Linked DNA regions of Homo sapiens: region 1 is linked to region 2. A link is an interaction called in ENCODE POLR2A ChIA-PET data of the cell type or tissue named here. Cell type or tissue: MCF 10A. All regions are shown on one strand. Links, peaks and the distances in the headings refer to the core of each region. The heading gives the core; the rest is flanking DNA.

Evidence for each region. ChIA-PET counts read pairs that join two places held together with the same protein. Peaks named below come from ENCODE experiments on the same cell type or tissue, not always from the same donor. Only the 100,000 strongest peaks of a DNase experiment are listed, where the experiment ranks them.
Region 1: POLR2A ChIA-PET joins it to region 2 with 6 read pairs; 2 of 35 experiments call an interaction of 5 or more read pairs at or near these places.

Annotation. Positions count from the first base shown.
Region 1 is chr1:162,676,327-162,680,720 of GRCh38, reverse strand. All of the region lies in intron 2 of DDR2 (discoidin domain receptor tyrosine kinase 2), which reads right to left. Among named protein-coding and RNA genes, the nearest start is that of DDR2, 46 kb to the right of the region's middle. In MCF 10A, for the core only: no CTCF peak of the experiment used is centred there; a DNase peak (open chromatin) is centred at 2,090.
Region 2 is chr1:162,546,253-162,550,646 of GRCh38, reverse strand. No RefSeq gene overlaps it. Among named protein-coding and RNA genes, the nearest start is that of UAP1-DT, 13 kb to the left of the region's middle. In MCF 10A, for the core only: no CTCF peak of the experiment used is centred there; a DNase peak (open chromatin) is centred at 2,256.

The DNA.
Region 1 (4,394 bases), core at 74-4,073, 130 kb before region 2:
TGGTAAAGGAGTCCATTTTCCTAAATGCCATTCTAAAGATGACTAAGGTCATTGAACTGAATCCTAAATGCCATTCCAAAGATGACTAAGGCCATTGAACTGAAGTCTTCAACAAGAAAGAAATGAGCTGAACAAACCAGGAGGTATCATGTTACTCGACTTAACTTCAAAGTATACTGCAGGGCTGTAGTAACCAAAACAGCATGGTGCTGATACAGAAACAGACATATAGACCAATGTAATTGAATAGAGAGCCCAGAAATAATGCTGCATACTTACAACCATCTGATCTTCAACAAAATCAACAAAACCAAGCACTAGGAAAAGGACTCTCCATTCAATAAATGATATTGAGATAGCTGGCTAGCCATATGCAGAAGATTGAAACTGGACCCCTATCTTATATACCACATACGAAAATCAACTCAAGATGGATTAAAGACTTAAATGTAAAACCTAAAACCATAGAAACTTTGGAAGATAACCTAGGAAATACCATTCTGGACATAGGACTTGGCAAAGATTTCGTGATGAAGACACCAAAAGCAATTGCAACAAAAACAGAAATTTACCAATGAGAACTAATTAAAAAGATTTTGCACAGCAAAAGATACTATTAACAGTAAATAACCTACAGAATGGGAGAAAATATTTGCAAACTAGGAGGGGAACAACAGACAAAGACTTAATGTCCAGAATCTATAAGGAACTTGAACAAATTTACAAGGAAAAACCAAACAACCCCATTAAAAAGTGGGCAAAGAACATGAACAGACATTTTCAAAAAAAGACGTACATGCGGCCAACAGGCATACGAAAAAAATACTTGACATCACTAATCATTAGAGCACTGCAAATCAAAACCATAATAAGATACCATCTCATACTCATCAGAATAGCTATTATTAAAAAACAAAACAAAACAGATGTTGGCAAGGTTGAAAAAAAAACACATAATCTGCTGGTGGGAGTGCAAATTAGTTCAGCGATTGTGGAAGGCAGTGTGGTGATTCCTCAAAGAACTAAAAGGAGAATTACCGTTTGACCCAGCAATCTTATTATTGGGTATATACCCAAAGGGCTATAAATTGTTCTACCATAAAGACACATGTTCATTGCAGCACTATCCACAATAGCAAAGACATGGAATCAAACTAAATGCCCATTAATGGTAGACTGAATAAAGAAAACATAGTACATACACACCATGGAATACTATGCAGCCATAAAAAAGAATGAGATCATGTCCTTTGCAGCAACATGGATGGAGCTGGAGGCTCCATACTGTCAAAAATATAACTGAGTTCTTGACTTAAAAATATGATGGTCATCTGTGTCTCTGAAAATTTGTGTGTTTCTCTTTCCATGTCAGAGAACATGATCTCATTATCCTAAGCAAATTAACACAGGAACAGAAAACCAAATATCGCATGTTCTCACTTACAAGTAGGAGCTAAACAAGGAAAACACACGGATGCTAGGAGTGGAACAACAGACTCTGGGGCCTACTTGAGGATGGTCAGTGGGAGGAGGGAGAGAATCAGAAAAAAAAAACCTATTGGGTACTGTGCTTATTACCCAGGTGACAAAATTACCTGTACACCAAATCCCCATTACTATATGACAAACCTGCACAGATACCACTGAAACTAAAATGAAAGTTAAAAAAAAAAAAGAGCTAGTGAGTGTCACTCTTGTAAGAACATGCCTTAGTACTGTAGACACCACACTGTCAAAAATATAACTGAGTTCTTGGCTTAAAAATATGATGCTTATCTGTGTCTCTGAAAATTTGTATTTTCTCTTTCCATGTCAAATTATTTCAAGACCTCTTCAGGACCCTCTCCCTGATGTGCAGGTCTCCAGGACTCTGACTCCACTGAGTGCCACTCACCAAGTCCAGCCTGGAGTTCAGTGGCTGGGCAGTTTCTCCACCTCACTGGTCTCTGAACACAACCTACTTTGTTGCCCGAGGGAGCCTTAGAAATTGTGCCACTTTGTGAGGACAGACGGTTTTACGGGAAGATACAAGGTTACCTGGGGAAGGCTAGTCTATCTGCCCTCCAGGACAAGCATGGCCAGATTTGTGGGAAGGAATGCATTCTGGGCAACAGACCAGAGGGATTACTCAGTGACTTACTCCGTGACCTTGGGCCAGTGATTCCTCATTTACAAAAGAGGACTTTGGATTAGATGATCTTGAGGGTTCCTCCCTGCTCTAACTTTCTGCAAGACTGTTTCTAGTGCTAAATCCCAGAGGATGTATTTGAAAGAGATAGACACATCAGGTAGGACAGACCTTTAGCAACCAAATATTAATAACAGCTCATTTTAACGTGTTTACTCTGCGTCATGCACTGTTTTAACACTCCACATACATTGCCTCACTTAATCTTCACGGTAACTTTATGAGACAGGAATTATTATTATCACTAATTTATGTATCAGTAAACTAAGTTCAAAAAGTTACTTAACCTGCCCAAGGTCACACTAGTAGGTAACAGAGGTAGGTAACTAGTAGATAACTAGTAGGTAACTACCAATAGGTAACTAGTAGGTAACAAAGTCAACTCTTTAGCTCAGCCAGTTTGACTCCAGAGCCATGTTCTTCACTGCTGCTTCACGTTGAAAGATCTGTCTGCAGAGCTCAGCATCTCCCATGTGACCTTTACTGACTTTCGGTTTCACCAAATTCACTCTCCCTCTTCCCTACAAGTTGCCCAAATTCTTTATGGCTTCCCTTGTACAAAGTTTAAAAAATAAAAAAAAATAAAAAATAAAAAAACCTTTGCTCAAGTCCCAGCACATAGGTATAAATAATATAAAATGGGAGAGGCAGTATAGAATTGTATATAAAGTAGATGTGAAAGCTGAAAGCTGAGGGAGTTACATTCATATCCAGCAGGTGGGGAAGTGGTTTAGAAAGTAGAATAACTTCCTGGATCCCTGAAATCACTGACTGCCCAAAAATTCATAAACACCTCCTCCACATTTTCACTTGTTTCTGCCTGGTTCCCAGGTGAGGGTTGCTTGGGAGGTGCTGTTCAGTTCCAAGATGCTAAATTAAAAGATGGAGACGAGTCACTCAACCTGGGGAATGTAGAAAAGTCAGGAGAAGAAAAGCTAGAAGTCCTCCCTTGCATCCCCCCACCTATTCATGTAAGAGAGGTTCCTCTGTGCCTCCTCTTTTTCCTGGGGTTATCCACGACAATGAAAAATCCACTGGGAAAAGGCATAAGAAGCCTGAGAAGATCAACTGATTTATCCATGAGTAGAGCATTGCAAACTGTAATCAGCTATTAAATCCATTGACAAATAAAATATTAATTGAATGCCAACATGTGCAAAGCAATCTGGAGATATAGGGTACTTGCCCTCTTGACTAAGTCTTCCACAGTAAACCCTCAGTAAATTTGAAGTTTTCCACCAAGTGACAGAGCAGCATTTGGAAGTGGCCCCCTGGGGTAGGAAGCATCCTGCCCGGACCCTTAGGGAGGAAAAGAAAAATGCAATAGTTTGAGGAAAGCAAAACCTCTATCCTCACCCCAACATGGGCTTGGATCTCAAGTATGCTATTATCGTTTTTCCTCGTGTGCTCCTGGGATCCAGCTCACAGCATCCAAAGCTGGAATCAACCCAAACTGGCCACATCTCGCATAATATTGTTTTTGGTTCACCCTCTGTGATTGGCCAAAACCCCGTGAGCACAGAGGAAACACTGTTTCCTTTTGACCACTTTAAACCCTTTTATTTCTCATAGGAAGGGCATTGACTTTTCCACTATAAAGAAAATAGAAAACTGAGCATGGGGCATCACAGGGAAGGGAAGTCTGCAGGGCGTGCTTGTTCGGAGCCCAGGCTTTGAGTTCCTGTTTCAGCTCTCTACTTTCTAGCTGTGCAACTTGGCAGGTTACTTATCCTTAGTGAGCCTCACTTCCGTCATCTGTGGAAGGGGTGGATAATATTTACCTCCTAGGAATTTTTTAACTCCAGGGACTTTTAAAAACATTGCACATAAAATCACTGGCTCCCCCAAAGTATTTGGCACTGTGCCTTGCACACAGTAGGTTCTCAAGAAATGGTAACTATTATTGCTGTTGTTTCCAAAATGTGCAAGAGGCAATGATGAGATTTTGCTTTGGAGTCTATGTTTGAGCTTAATAAGCTATAAAAGTGTGCCTATTCTTTTAGTTCGTTCAACAGACATTAGCTGAGAACTTAGCATGTGCCTGAATGAGCTAGACTCTGGAGATAAATGATACATAACATATTTTCTCCTCCTTCAGGATTTCACAGCCTAGCAGGGGGTAAAGTATTATATAAACTAATAACAACAGTGGTGTAACAATTGTTGTAGAGGAAAGTGCTGTGTGGGCATAAGGAGGGAGAAATTA
Region 2 (4,394 bases), core at 260-4,259:
TATCATTTTACCATCCTCCTAGATGACTATTTCACATCTTTTTTTTTTCTTCAGGCCTCTATAATCTTCTCCCCCATGCTCACTCTCAACAGATAACCTTGCTTCTTTCATTGAGAAAACAAAAGCAATCAGAAGAGAACTTTTACAAGTTCCCACCACCACACCCTCCCATGTACTTGTATCTGCACCCATATTTTTATCTTATCTCTATGTGCTTAGGATAAACTGTCCATGGTTCAACCCCTCTACCTGTGTGCTAGATCCCATCCTTTCATGCCCACTCAAGGACATCGTTCTGGGGCTTGAATTATTTAATTTTTTAAAATTTAATTGAGACGGGGTCTCGCCATGTTGCCCAGGCTGGTCTCAAGTGATCCACCTGCCTCATCCTCTCAAAGTGCTGGGATTACAAGTGTAAACCACCATGCCCGGCCTTGAATACTTACTTACACAATTAACATGTCTTTAACTGAATTCCCAAATGATTCCTATACACCTCCAAAACTACCTGCTTCCCTCCCTCAGTCTTCCCTATCTCTATGGTTTCTCAGGCCAAAAATCTTAGAGTCGGCCGGGCGCGGTGGCTCACGCCTGTAATCCCAGCACTTTGGGAGGCCGAGGCGGGAGGATCACAAGGTCAGGAGATCGAGATCATCCTGGCTAACACAGAGAAACCCCGTCTCTACTAAAAATTAAAAAATTAGCTGGGCGTGGCAGTGTGTGCCTGTAGTCCCAGCTGCTGGGGAGGCTGAGGCAGGAGACTGGCGTGAACCTGGGAGGCGGAGCTTGCATTGAGCCGAGATTGCGCCACTGCACTCCAGCATGGGCGAGAGAGCGAGATTACGTCTCAAAAAAAAAAAAAAAAAAAAATCTTAGGGTCATCCTTCACTCCTTTTTCTCATACCAGATCCAATCTACAGCAAATCCCATAGGCTCTATGTTCAAAGTACATCTAGAATCTGACCAATTCTCAATATCACTTTCTCCCATCATCATTTCTTACCTGGATTACATAACGGCCTCCAAACGAGTCTTGCTGCTACCCTTGCCCTTGTTTTTATCTTTTCTTTTCTTTCTTCCTTTTTTTTTAAAAAATTGAGATGGGGTCTCACTGTTGCCCAGGCTCGTTTCGAACTCTTGGGCTCAAGTGATCTTCCAGCTTCAGCCCCCCAAAGTGCTGGGATTACAGGCGTCAACGACCACACCTGGCCCCCTTGCCCTTCTTAAAGCCATTCTCAATACAATAGCCAGAATGATGATCTGTGGATTTATATTACCCTTGTGCTCAAAACACTCTGATGGCTTCCTATCTCAACCAGAATAAAATGCAAAATCATCAAATGACCCACAAGGTCATCTATGCTGTCCCACTCCACCTGGCCTGCTCCTTCTCTAACTTCTCCCTTTTATGTTCTCCATAGCCTGCCCTGATTCACCAGACTCCAGCCACACTGGAGCTTAGAATTTGTCCTGAGGGCAGTGAGGAGTCCTTGAAGGGTTTTTCTTTTTCTTGTTTTTTTTTTTCGTTTTTTCTTTTTTGAAACAGAGTCTCACTCTGTTGCCCAGGCTGGAGTCCAGTGGTGTGATCTCGACTCACTGCAACCTCAGCCTCCCAAAGTGCTGGGATTACAGGTGTTAGCCACTGTGCCAGATCCCCTGAAGGGTTTTTAAAAGCCTCCATTTTGTCTTCTCTGCCTATAAAGTGGGACAAAATACAGACAGTTAATATGACAGGCCTGCACCTCCTACAATACCAGCCCCTTATGTGATAAAACTGTTCTGATTGGCCTTGCTGACCCAGCAGGGGCACAAAGGGTCCCTTAGTAGCCAAGCTGGTGTTACTTGAGACTCCTTTTTTATTTTCCTTTTTGTGATGAAAGAAAGATTAAAAGCAAAAAAAAAAAAATCAGTTAAAGACCTGAAGCTTTTAGGATTTTCAAAAGAAAAAAATAGATTATTTTTTAATTTTACAGATATTATAAACATTAAAATTCGAAACATACAAAGGAGAGAAAGAAGGGAAGGAGGGAGGGGGAATAAGGAAGAAAGGAAGGCCACCTTTTGGGCCTGGCACATAAAACAATTCCTATTAAAGGTAGTATTTTTCCTTATAGAGTTGAAAGTCTAAGTACTTTTAAAAGACTATTTACTATCCTTGGCAGTGTTCCTCCCCAGGGAGAGAGAGGAACAGTGTCTTCTCTGAAATCTTGACTTCACGTAGCACACCACACCCTGCCCCAGTTGAGCTCATTTCTCACCCACAAGTTTTTGAAAAGACGCCCTGGGGTTTGCTCATGAGCCCAGACCTTTCTGGCATCTCACTGAAGTAACTTCTGACTAGATTTGTCATGATCGTAAGGCTGTTTTAAAGAGACAATTTAGATTCTTCTTTTGACGGAATATATTTCATTGCACTGTATTCTCAACAGTTAAAATGAATGCATGATAAAATATAAACAGGCCACCCAAGAATAAAATAAATCCTTTTGACTGAAATAAACATACAGACTTTTTTCTTTTCCTCACCAGATTATCTCATTAAATTACATCATGATGGAAATCTACAGATTTTTTTTATATATATGGTGTTTGTTTTTTTGTTTGTTTGTTTTTGAGACAGAATCTCTCTGTTGCCAGGCTGGAGTGCAGTGGCGTGATCTCGGCTCACTGCAACCTCCGCCTCCCAGGTTCAAGCAATTCTCCTACCTCAGCCTCCCAAGTAGCTGGGACTACAGGTGCATGCCACCACACACAGCTAATATTTGTAATTTTAGTAGAGACAGGGTTTCACCATGTTGGTCAGGATGGTCTTGATCTCTTGACCTCGTGATCTGCCTACCTCAGCCTCCCAAAGTGCTGGGATTACAGGCGTGAGCCACAGCACCCGGCATTTGTTTGTATTTTTAAAAATCAATTTGTCCTTTATTTATTTATCATTTAACATTATTCCATTAGTATTAGGTTTTATGCGGTTCTACTGTAACTCCCAAAAAAAAGTTGTGATAGTTTGTTTGGAGGTAGCCATTTTGTTTAAATAACTGTCTAAAATTGTTATTTATTATTAGCCATAGAAAAACATGACTTTAGGCCACAATTTAGTACACAATAGTAAACTGCTAAAAAGCAATTTAGGAATATGAAAATATATAGTAAATGGAACTTTCCAAATGGCAGTTGTGAATTTTTTTTTTCTTGTTCTATATTGCCCATGTCAGAGTGCAGTGACTCAATTACAGCTCACTGCAGCCTCAAACTCCTGGGCTCAAGTGATCCTCCCACCTCACCCTCCCAAGTAGCTGAGACTCCAGGTGCATGCCACCACGCCTGGCTAATTTTTATTTTTTTTATTTTTTGTAAAGAAAGGTATTGCTTTGTTGCCCAGGCTGGAGTGACTCTTTGATACAGCACCTGATTATAGCTGATTTGGATAATTATTAGAATAAGGAAAGCCTACATTTAAATTAACAATGTGAAATATTTTCAATTATGTGCTTAAATTTTTTTACCACAAAAGTTAAGGTAATTTTCTAATAATTATTTTGTTTTTTTGTTTGTTTGTTTGTTTGTTTTAGACAGAGTCTTGCTCTGTCACGCAGGCTGGAGTGCAGTGTGCAGGAGTGTGATCTCAGCTCACTGCAACCTCCGCCTCCTGGGTTCAAGCAATTCTCTTGCCTCAGCCATCTAAGTAGCTAGGACTACAGGTGTGCGCCAACACACCCGGCTAATTTTTGTCCTTTTAGTAGAGACAGGGTTTCGTCATGTTGGCTAGGTTGGTCTCAAGCTCCTGATCCACCTGCCTCAGCCTCCCAAAGTGCTAGGATTACAGGCATGAGCCACCATACCCTGCCCTGATATTATTTTCATCTTATAGTTCAATAAACTGAGGCTGAGAAATGTCAAGTAGCTTTTTCAAGGTCTCAACTGTGGCAGATTTTGAATATGAACACATCTCTCTTACTACAAATTTCATACTCTTAATCACTGAATTCATATATCCAACCATTTATTTTCCAAAACAGTAAATACTCTGTCCAGCACCCATTTAGATAAATATTGCAGAGTAACATCTCAAAAAGACAATAATGGGCCAGGCAGGATGGCTCACACCTGTAATCCCAGCTCTTTGGGAGGCTGAGGCAGGTGGAGCACGAGGTAAAGAAATGGAGACCATCCTGGCCAATATGGTGAAACCCCATCTCTACTACAAATACAAAAAATTAGCTGGACATGGTGCCATGCACCTGTAGTCCCAGCTACTCGGGAGGCTGAGGCAGGAGAATTGCTTGAACTTATTTTGTATTTTTAGTAGAGACGGGGTTTCTCCATGTTGGCCAGGAGGGTCTCGATCTCTTGACCTCGTGATCTGCCCTCCTCGGCCTCCCAAAGTGCTGAGA